Regions from separate parts of the Homo sapiens genome. Here region 2 is linked to region 1. Evidence: chromatin contacts called from ENCODE POLR2A ChIA-PET data. All regions are on one chromosome and are shown on one strand. The core of a region is the stretch at or near the end of the contact, and the rest is flanking DNA. Distances in the headings are between cores, read along the strand shown. Region 1 overlaps RRBP1 (ribosome binding protein 1). Region 2 overlaps SNX5 (sorting nexin 5).

Region 1 (4,589 bases), core at 779-3,278:
TTCCCCAGCCTGCTGATGCAAGCCAGTTTTACTCTGTGGCCAGAGAGACCATTGTGTCATGGCCCAGGAGAACCCACCCAACCTCCATGAGGTGGCAAACACTCAGAAACAGGCATTTCAGAGGCCCATTCTTGCCACGTTGTCAGATAAGTCCATGTGGGAAAAAGAGGCCACCTTTGGGAGGTAGGATTATGGGTAAATGTTAGTATCTTCCTTTCACCCTTCTGCATTTTCCAGTTTTTCTATAACTTTTTTTTTTTTATGGAGAAGAAACAACTCCATTATGTGTCTCTAAGTCAAATAAACAGGCCCTCATTATACCAAAGCTGATGGAACTCTCATCCTTCTGGGTGTTTTGAGGCAGCCCTGTGTCCTCTGAGGAGCAGCAAGGAACACGTTGCTCCTTTTGGGGTCTGGAATGAGGAAAGGTAGTGCCAGCTCTTCTGAGGCCTCCAGAAGGAGGCCAGTGCGTGTCCCAGCCCTAGCACACAGGCATCTGGGAGGCATTCATGAACTGAGGTAAGGTGGGAAGTTAAAGGCAGTTCCCACATTCTGGAGCCTGGCAGTGCCGTGGTGGGAGGGGGCCTGTGAGCTCTGTGTCGTGTGCAGTCTCGCTGAGCCCCCATTCTACCCCTACAATAGGAAATGTAACCTAAAATCCCAAGTCGTGTTCTGCAATCTAATGGGGCTGGGGTCACAGGTCAGGGGGTATGGGGAAGAGTTGTCAAGCCCCCAGGAAACGGTATTCAAGGTGTCTAGGGTAGCAGGGCCCTTAAACAATTTGACTTCGTGATGGGAACACCCCTTGCTCCCAGCTCCTCACCCACCCACCCACCCACGCCTGTCCTCCCCATGTGTAGCCTGCTTTGCTCCAAACCCAGCGCTGCTTAGCACAGCAGGTCTGACGCCACTGCTCTCCCCAGCCAGGTGTTTGTTCAGATGTGCAGTTTAGGAGGCTGGTTTCCATGCCTTTATCCCTCGTGCAATTCTCTAAGGTGGATTTGAATTTTTACCTGTTTGACAGAAGCAGAAAGCAAAGCTCAGACTTCCCAGAAGTCATGCACATGACCAGCAGATGGCAGAGCGGCCGGTGTGGGCAGCCCCTCCCGAGGCCCCCGCCCTGCCCGGCAGGTGCCCCTGTGCCCTTCTCGCCGGCAGTTGCACAGAGAGGTGTACACGGAGATCAAGTCAGATACTTTTTCTTTTGAACCTAACTCAGTTTCTCAGGGTCTGAAGCTCTGAAGAAAACTCTCTGGGGCTTATGACCCTTTATTCACTTTCTGTGGAAGTTCTTCAAACCCAACTTTTTCTTTTCTTCTTCTTTTTTTAAAGAAGAACAAAAACATCCCCTAGGGAAGCGAGCCAAGTATCAGTGTGAGAAGCTGCTAGATGACACTCTTCCAGAAATCTCTTTTCAGCCACTTGAAAACGTGTTGAGGCTGGGACTCCGGTCACTGCCCCCAGACGGCTGTGGTCAGACAGCCTGGGATTAAAAATCCCCTGCCGTTTTCTGCAGGCATTAGGTAGAGTCCTAATTGCTGTTTAAACTGTATTCTCCTTGGGCCAGCCTGTGTGCCTTGGGAAGGGCCTTGCCCAGAGGTCCTCCAGGAATTGTCGTTCTTTTAAAAATATTGTGATGTGGGTTTTTTTTAACTCCAGGTATAAAATTGGTTTTGTTGAAATTTGGAGGAAAAAACAAAACTTTAAAGAGGAAAACAGTTCTTCAATCTATAGGATATTTTAAATTCCATTAGATACCATTAAATATACCAGTCCCCAAGTTTGTAGCCGATTACGTTTTTCTCCAACTAAAGGAAAAGGACTGATTGAAAGGCCCTGAATTGGGTTGTTCTTGACATTATTTGTACTGAGCTCCATTGCCCTTAAAGCTGCGGATGTGACCGTTCGTGGCATTTGGGGTCAAGTGCAGCTGCGCCTCCTTGGCCTGCTTCCTGTCAGGAGCGCTGAGCAGCGCTTGGGCAAGGCCGGGCTCTGTGGCCTGAGCTGGGCCTGGAGTCCACTGTTTGTGCACTGCCCAGGGCCTGCCTCAGCTGTGGGCAGATGAGCAATGAGTGAGAGCAGGAGTCGCAGTTTGCCTCCAGGAGCATTTGGTAGATCTTCATTTCCTCCAGGGTCTCATAAAGCTCACTTCCCCCACAGGCTCAGGAGGAGCCTTCACGGCCACAGTCCAAGAACGAGCAGTTAGAGGCCAGCAGTGATGTTGGCCGGAGCTCCTCCCTAGAGAGCGTCTTGCGTCCCACCTCGGGGTGGGACCCTGAAGGGAGCCGGCTCCTCAGGTTGAGAGAGACAGAGATGCCCTTGGCTTTGGGTCAGCAGGAATGGGGAGCTTGTCCTCAGCCTCTGAATCTTGGTCTGCAGAGGCTGATGACTGCTTGCGTGGTGCTGGGCTTCCAGGAGGCATGTGGGAGCCCTTTCCTGGGGCCCCAGGGTCTTCACCTTCTTACAGCAGACCTGAGTTTGGGTCGGGTGACTGGGGACTACAGGGCGTGGAAGGCACGCCAAGATTGCGATCTGGCTTGGGCAGCCATGCTGGGTGCCTTGGTCTGCACTGTCTGGAGTCACCCCGTGCAGGCCCGGAGGCAGCAGCTATTCAGACTACATGTGTGTGTCTGAGGGAGGCACCCTCAGAACTGATCTGGACAATCTCTTAGGAAATGAGAGTTTTTGCCACTGGAGTTCTTCCCCAAGCCCTCAAGTCCATGCTGTTTCAGGTTCCATTGCCAGAGTCCCTGGGTTGACACCTGGGCCTCTCTCCCACCAGCTCAGCTTCCTGAATACTCGGGCCCAGATCCTGGTCCTGGGCTCTTAGGACCCAGCGGGGATAGGCTCTTAGGACCAGGGTCCAGGCCAGCTGGTCTGCCTGCTTCCAGCCGCATCCCCCTGGGCATCCTGAAATCTTTTTCTCAAATTCAAACGCTCCTTCCTAGGCATCGCTTGTTGCCTACAGAATAAAATCCAGATTCCCAGGGCCTATGAAGACTTGGACCTAGTCCAACCTCGGGTGCAAGTCTGACACGCTAGGGCCCAAAGCCCCTCACCGTGTCCTTACCCAGCTATGCTTGGCCCAATGCCTTAAAGCCTTTCTCGGCATTGCTGCCACAATTGTTCTCCAGGTCCCCCTTGTGTCACTCTTCTGCCTTATGGCCCTGTGTCCTCTGCCTCTGTTGGCCACAGCCCAACCTATAACTTAACTTTCCAGGCCCAGCAATTTACGAACTGCTGGGTATGCAGGTGGTACATACTTTGTGTCTAGAGACCACCTGGCCCTGCCTGCCCTGATCAGGGCTGCTGGGCACCTGTAGCAGCAGCTGGAGCTGAGCCGGAGCCTTTTGTGGGGCCCATCCCAGGGCCAAGGCGATAATCCCCTCCTATTAACCACCAGCTGCTGCCAGGGCTCAGGCGGCAGTTCCTGGAGTGGTTCTGATACCCTCCCCGTGGACTGAGAGAGCCAGGTGTGCACAGTGCAGGGGTGCTCCAGCAGCTGATGTGGGGGGCTGGCCGCTGAGTCTCATGAGGCCACTTAGGGCTGAGATCCTCCTTCTATGCCTGAGCCCTGGCCATGGGGGATCCTGGAAATTATACAGAGAGAAAAGCCTCATCCAAGGACGCCACAGTTGACAGTGAGAGAGAACACTAAGTGCCTCTTTGCCAGATGAGTTTAATTTTAGGTGCCTGAGCCTCCCAGTGTGGTCGCAGAAGGGAGAGTCATTTTGAAATTTGGGGTGTGAGGTGCGTTATCTGAGCTGCTGTGAGCTGCTTGAAGGCCGGCCATGCTGATTTATTTTGCTGTGCGTTACCCTGCGCCAGGCATGGTTCCAAGCACGTTGCAACTTACTCTTTTCAGCCACGCTGTGAGGGGAACAATGATCATCCCCGTTTTGTAGGCAAGGAAACAGAAGCAAAGGAAGGTTAAGCCACTTGTCCAAGGACAAAGGTGGGAAGGAGCTGAGCTGGGATTCGACTCCAGGCCACCTGGTCCCAGAGGCCTTGCTCTGACCTTGGTGCCCCACTGCCCAAGGACAGAGGTGACCTGCAGACTGGACGTGGCCCACGGATGTGTTTGTTCATCTGTACAGTGGTTTCATTCATTTATTTGTTTTTTATTGAGTTAGCTGTCAGCAGTAAAGATGAGAAGATAGCACTTAAAAATCTCGTTTCCAGGCTCTTGGGCAGGCCTGTGGCTTTGAGGGTTCTGGCTCAGATTCCCCCATTGCAGCTATCACCTGGAGGTGAAGTGCCGTGCCCAGGACCACCCAGCTCAGGAGAGGCCACCCCCCTGAGCCCAGGCCTGTGTGGTTATTTGTCACAGTACCTGTCCCATTCCTGCAGGGCCTGGCCCCTGGGGTGTTGCTGTGTCCCCTGCCAGACAGAGGTCTGGATTATCCATCAAAGTGAGACACTGGCCTGCGTCTCTACTCTTGGGTCTCCTGCTCCCTGGTCACTCCCCAGGCCTCCTGGCCTGTCCCTTCCTGGTATTTCATACCCACCAAGATGGGCAAAGCGTTAGCCGCAGGAGCAAGCCCTCAGGGAGCTGAGCTTTTCCAGCATTCACTGCACCCTGGGCCTTT
Region 2 (4,589 bases), core at 1,106-3,605, 310 kb before region 1:
GCTAAGAATCATCGATGATTTGTCATATTGGCCCTCTTGCTGGCAAAATCTTAGTTTCTTAGGCAGTGGAATGAAACATAACAAAACAAAATCCCTAGAGGCTAGGAACAGATAGTTTGAAAGAGAAGACACTGTAGCATGTGCTGCTTAAGTACATATCTTCTGCTTTTGGAATGGAAACTAGGAAGTCATTTAAATAGATATGTGTCTTTTTTATCCTATCTGTAGTAATTTATGTGGGATATTCAAATAGGAAAATACAGGCTAGCACTGCATATTGTATCCATGTCTTACATTGTATACAAATGACTATTAGATTTAAATGACTGTTCAACTAGCCCCAATCTAACAGATCAGAGATTGTGGAGTTTCACTTCTTTGGACTGTGTCTTTTTCATTTTGGCACTGAGTCTGCAGTCACCATAACCACTTAGAAAAAACTGTATTTTTTCTGTTCTCCTGGTGGGTTCTGAGTTTTAGAATCTTGCCTTTTGTGTTGTTCAGTCATCCAGGTGCCCTTTGCCCTCTGTAAGCCATTAAACCTTTTGAAGAGGCAGCTTTGCTGGTAGAGTCGTAAGTGAAATTTGGACCAAAAGTGAGTTTATGAAGACTGGTGGGCAGGAGCTCAACAGCTGCAGGGTTGTCCTGCAGCCAGTGTCTGATGTGCCCCAGCTGGGAAGCTGATGAATAGGTGAGGAAATGCACAGGGATTCCGTAACTACTTTTCTCCTTTTAGGGAAGTGCCTTGGCTCTCTTACCAAAAGCACTGCGATTTTTTAAAACAGTTGAAAATGTGCTTTCCAAATGAAGCCGTGCTTGTTTACCGTGAAGGCTGATTATAATCCGTATTGTAAGGATTGACCTGGTAGGGAAGTACATCATGAACTGAAACTTTACCTAAAACTTTGGATACGTGATCCAGTAGTTTCAAGGGAAATCTACAAAAGTCAGGTTTTTAAAAATTTTTTAAAAATTCTGAAATAGAGATGAGGTCTCACCGTTTTGCTCAGGCTGGGTTGTTGGGTTTGTTTTTTATGTGTAGTTTTTTTTTTTTTTTTTGGAGACTCGCTCTGTTGCCCAGGCTGAAGTGCAGTGGTGCGATCTTGGCTCACTGCAACCTCCTCCTCCCGAGTTCAAGCAGTTCTTCTGCCTCAGCCTCCTGAGTAGCTGGGATTACAGGCGCACGCCACCATGCCAGGCTAATTTGTGTGTGTTTTTTTGTTTGTTTGTTTTTTTAAGACGGAGTTTCGCTCTCATCGCCCAGGCTGGAGTGCAGTCGCGTGATGTCGGCTCACTGCAACCTCTGCCTCCTGGGTTCAAGCGATTCTCCTACCTCAGCCTCCTGAGTAGCTGGGATTACAGATGTGCGCCACCATGCCCAGCTAATTTTTGTATTTTTGGTAGAGACGGGGTTTCACCGTGTTGGCCAAGATGTTCTCGATCTCCTGACCTTGTGATCTAGCTGCCTCCACCTCCCAAAGTGCTGGGATTACAGGCGTGAGCCACCGTGCCTGGCCACTTTTTGTATTTTTAGTAGAGACGGGGTTTCACCATGTTGGTCAGGCTGGTCTCGATCTCCTGACCTCAAGTGATCTGCCTACCTTGGCATCCCAAATTGCTGGGATTGCAGGCGTGAGCCACCACACCCAGCCAGAAGTCAGTTTTAAAACTTAAATTATTTGAGAGTAGGTATATTTTCAATTTGATTCTTACAAGTGACCTAAGGGATCTGGAAAAGAGGTAAAACTTTGCATGGTAAAGGTCCGGCATGCCCAAGGCTGGACTTGGTTCTAAAGCCTGCTTTGTTAACTGTTGTAAACGGCCACTGTAAGCATTGTAACATCTGTGGCCTAAGTCAGAGACTCAAGTGTTGGCCAGCAGGGCTAAGGAGTACTCTGAGCCCTTCAAGCTTAAGGGGGGATGGAGGCAGAGGCAAGTGAGAGGGGAAGAGTGGAGCCTGGCAATTATTTAGCAAGTTCTGTAGCACTGTGGAGTGGGTTTGTTGACTAAGCAGAAGGAATGCTGAACTTTTGGTCACACTTGATGCTTCCCGAGTGAGAGTACAAATGCTGACTTAGAAGCTCTAGTCATTTCACAAGTTTCTACCCATGTTTGTCTCATCTGGAGGGTTATATGCTATAATATGAGAAAGTTCATTTAACTTGCGCCTGGGGGACATTGAGTTAATGATGGCCTGGATGCTGAGGGGTTTTGCCAATACTCTCTTTTAGACAGTTCTTTAAGGCCCAAATACAACATTGCATTATTTGCTTATTTGGTGGTTAGGACTGTCATGTCAAGTGATTGGAGTTTTGCTTGAATCCCTTCCTAGGGCGAAATGTCTGGGCAAAATGGCTGCTAGTGAACCTCGGATGTTTGATATGCTGTGGTTGCAGTCACTCATAACCTAGTGGTTTTCTTCTTTTTGTCTTCATCACATTCTGAAACAAAAAATATGTTTCTATACTAACCAGAAAGGAAGACAGGTATAGTCGGGGGTATTACCTCTACATGGGGAAAGGGACGAAAAGAGAAGATAATTATTCAGAGGAACGAAAAGCAGCTAAAGCAGCTGGTAGCATCCATTGCAGCTTTAACTGTGGTGCACAAATGAGCTCCATTTACTTGATTACATCCCCCTTGGGTCCTCCTATTCGAATTCCAAGGGTATCCCATGTGGAGTTCACAGGCTCACTGAGTTTGCTGGGCTTGTGAGCGAAAATGGAACTGTCAGCATATTCATTTGAGCAGTGCTAGAAGTCAGGGTTTGTGACTTTAGGAAATGGAATCTTAGGAAATGTGGCAGTTTTTGAGCTCTGGGAAAGGCACCTTAGACCTGTCCTGTGAGCTGTCCTATGTCTCCTCCAGAGACCATGGCTACTTCTTAGGCCTGGCTCTGTTTATTCCTGTTCTTGGGCCTGCCTGACCTTGACAGATAAGCCTAAGATCAGTAGAGTCGTTGGTATAGCCTCTGCAATCACATCTCAGTTAATGATTTGAGGTATTTTTAAAGGCTGTATTTGCCAGTGTTAACTTAGCAGAAGGAAGGAAGCTCTTATCAGAAAATACGCCAAAGCTGGAGTCAGTTATGATCAAATGAAGTCGCAGACCTTGAAGCTTTATCTTTGTTTGCAGAGATCTCACAAATGGACATGTGAAAATTAAGCCAGACAAGCAGATATTTCATAGGAGTTATCAAGAATTCATGTGGAAGAAAAATACTTAGGTTGAGATGTGAGGACTCAAAAGTATCTGTTTTGATCTTACTAATAGTTGATGTTAAAATCAACTTCTGGTGACTACTTGAGCTTAATTTTTTGGAGGAAAGCCATTGTAATAGGCTCCCTCTGGCTTTCAGAATTATAAATATACAGTGCTTAAGGAAAAAGGGAGTACTTGAAACTTAAGTAATCCATGTGCTTTTAGTGAATATATTTAGTCTTTTTATAGCTGATTGACCAGATTTTCAAGTTTTAGAGGTTAAGTACATAAGTTTTTAGTCTTGAACTTTTTATTTTGAAGAAAGGGACCCAAAGGGAAATTTGGAGTGAAATACCTCATCTTCTTAATTGTAATCTTCACTTGGCATTCCGTGCTTTGGGTAATCCAGTGTTATGACAACTTTACTTTAGCACTCCTTACAGTAAAAGGAATGGGGCAATGAGATGCTTACGCTATGAGTTCCTCGTGCCTTGTGTGTCAGGTTTTCAGATTGACCACCACCTTGTCTGCTTTAATGTACTTTTATTTAAGTCACTTTTCCCTAATAGCCCAGTTCCTATTAGTGCTGCCACTGTTCTCTCCTCTCTTTTTTTTTTTTTTTTTTTTGACGGGCAGAAATGGAGTTAGGTAGTTTTTTTCCTCTCAATTTCCAGCTCAGAAAATCAGTTAATTGAGTATTCAGAGTGATGCTCACACTTGTTGCTCATGTGTAACCACAGTGGGATTGTGCTAATTAAGTAAGGCCTTGGTTGGTTTTTCTAATTCACCCCTCCTGTCTAGATTCCTTGGCTATTTGAAACAGTCCCAGGTTTACTCTGAACTCTCCACCCAGGATCCTATTCCACATGACTGTTCTCTGTGCCATCTCCCCAGGTTTTCCTTTCAGATATTTGTGTGGCCTGGTTAATGCCTCTTGAATGTTCATTGTACTTTGGCATTTATGTAAGAATTCAAGATTTTGTTCTATTTAGTTCAGGCCTTAGTGTACAGTCAGGTATTTGGCCAAATGTATTGTACATGACATTATTGTAGCTGTTGTTTACATTACAGGAATACTTCGGATATACCAATGCATGTGAAGAATGGGTTTCCCCTCAGTTTCACATAAACTTAGAAATGTCTCAACTGACATTTCTTTTTCTTTTTTTTAATTTTTAATTCTTTTTTTTTTTTTTTGAGACAGTTTCGCTCTGTCGCCCAGGCTAGAGTGCAGTGGTGTGATCTCAGCTCACTGCAAGCTCCGCCTCCAGTGTTCAGGCCATTCTCCTGCCTCAGCCTCCCAAGTAGCTGGGACTACAGGTGCCCGCCACCACGCTTAGCTAATTTTTTGTATTTTTAGTAGAGACGGGGTTTCACCATGTTAGCCA

Evidence for each region. ChIA-PET counts read pairs that join two places held with the same protein, here RNA polymerase II (POLR2A).
Region 2: POLR2A ChIA-PET joins it to region 1 with 10 read pairs in A673. The contact joins two enhancer-like sites. POLR2A ChIA-PET finds 5 or more read pairs at or near these places in 9 of 52 experiments (A673, AG04449, AG04450 and 6 more).

The regions. Positions count from the first base shown.
Region 1 is chr20:17,645,835-17,650,423 of GRCh38, reverse strand. The region is part of intron 3 of RRBP1 (ribosome binding protein 1); the gene reads left to right. Among named protein-coding and RNA genes, the nearest start is that of RRBP1, 34 kb to the left of the region's middle. RefSeq lists silencers at 1,060-1,189, 1,839-1,928 and enhancers at 1,341-2,044, 2,109-2,198. Within about 2 kb of position 2,028, at least 11 of the 41 ENCODE cell types and tissues checked have a DNase peak (open chromatin) inside an H3K27ac peak, as active enhancers do.
Region 2 is chr20:17,957,242-17,961,830 of GRCh38, reverse strand. All of the region lies in intron 1 of SNX5 (sorting nexin 5), which reads left to right. Among named protein-coding and RNA genes, the nearest start is that of SNORD17, 3.4 kb to the left of the region's middle. RefSeq lists an enhancer at 400-569. Within about 2 kb of position 2,355, at least 4 of the 41 ENCODE cell types and tissues checked have a DNase peak (open chromatin) inside an H3K27ac peak, as active enhancers do.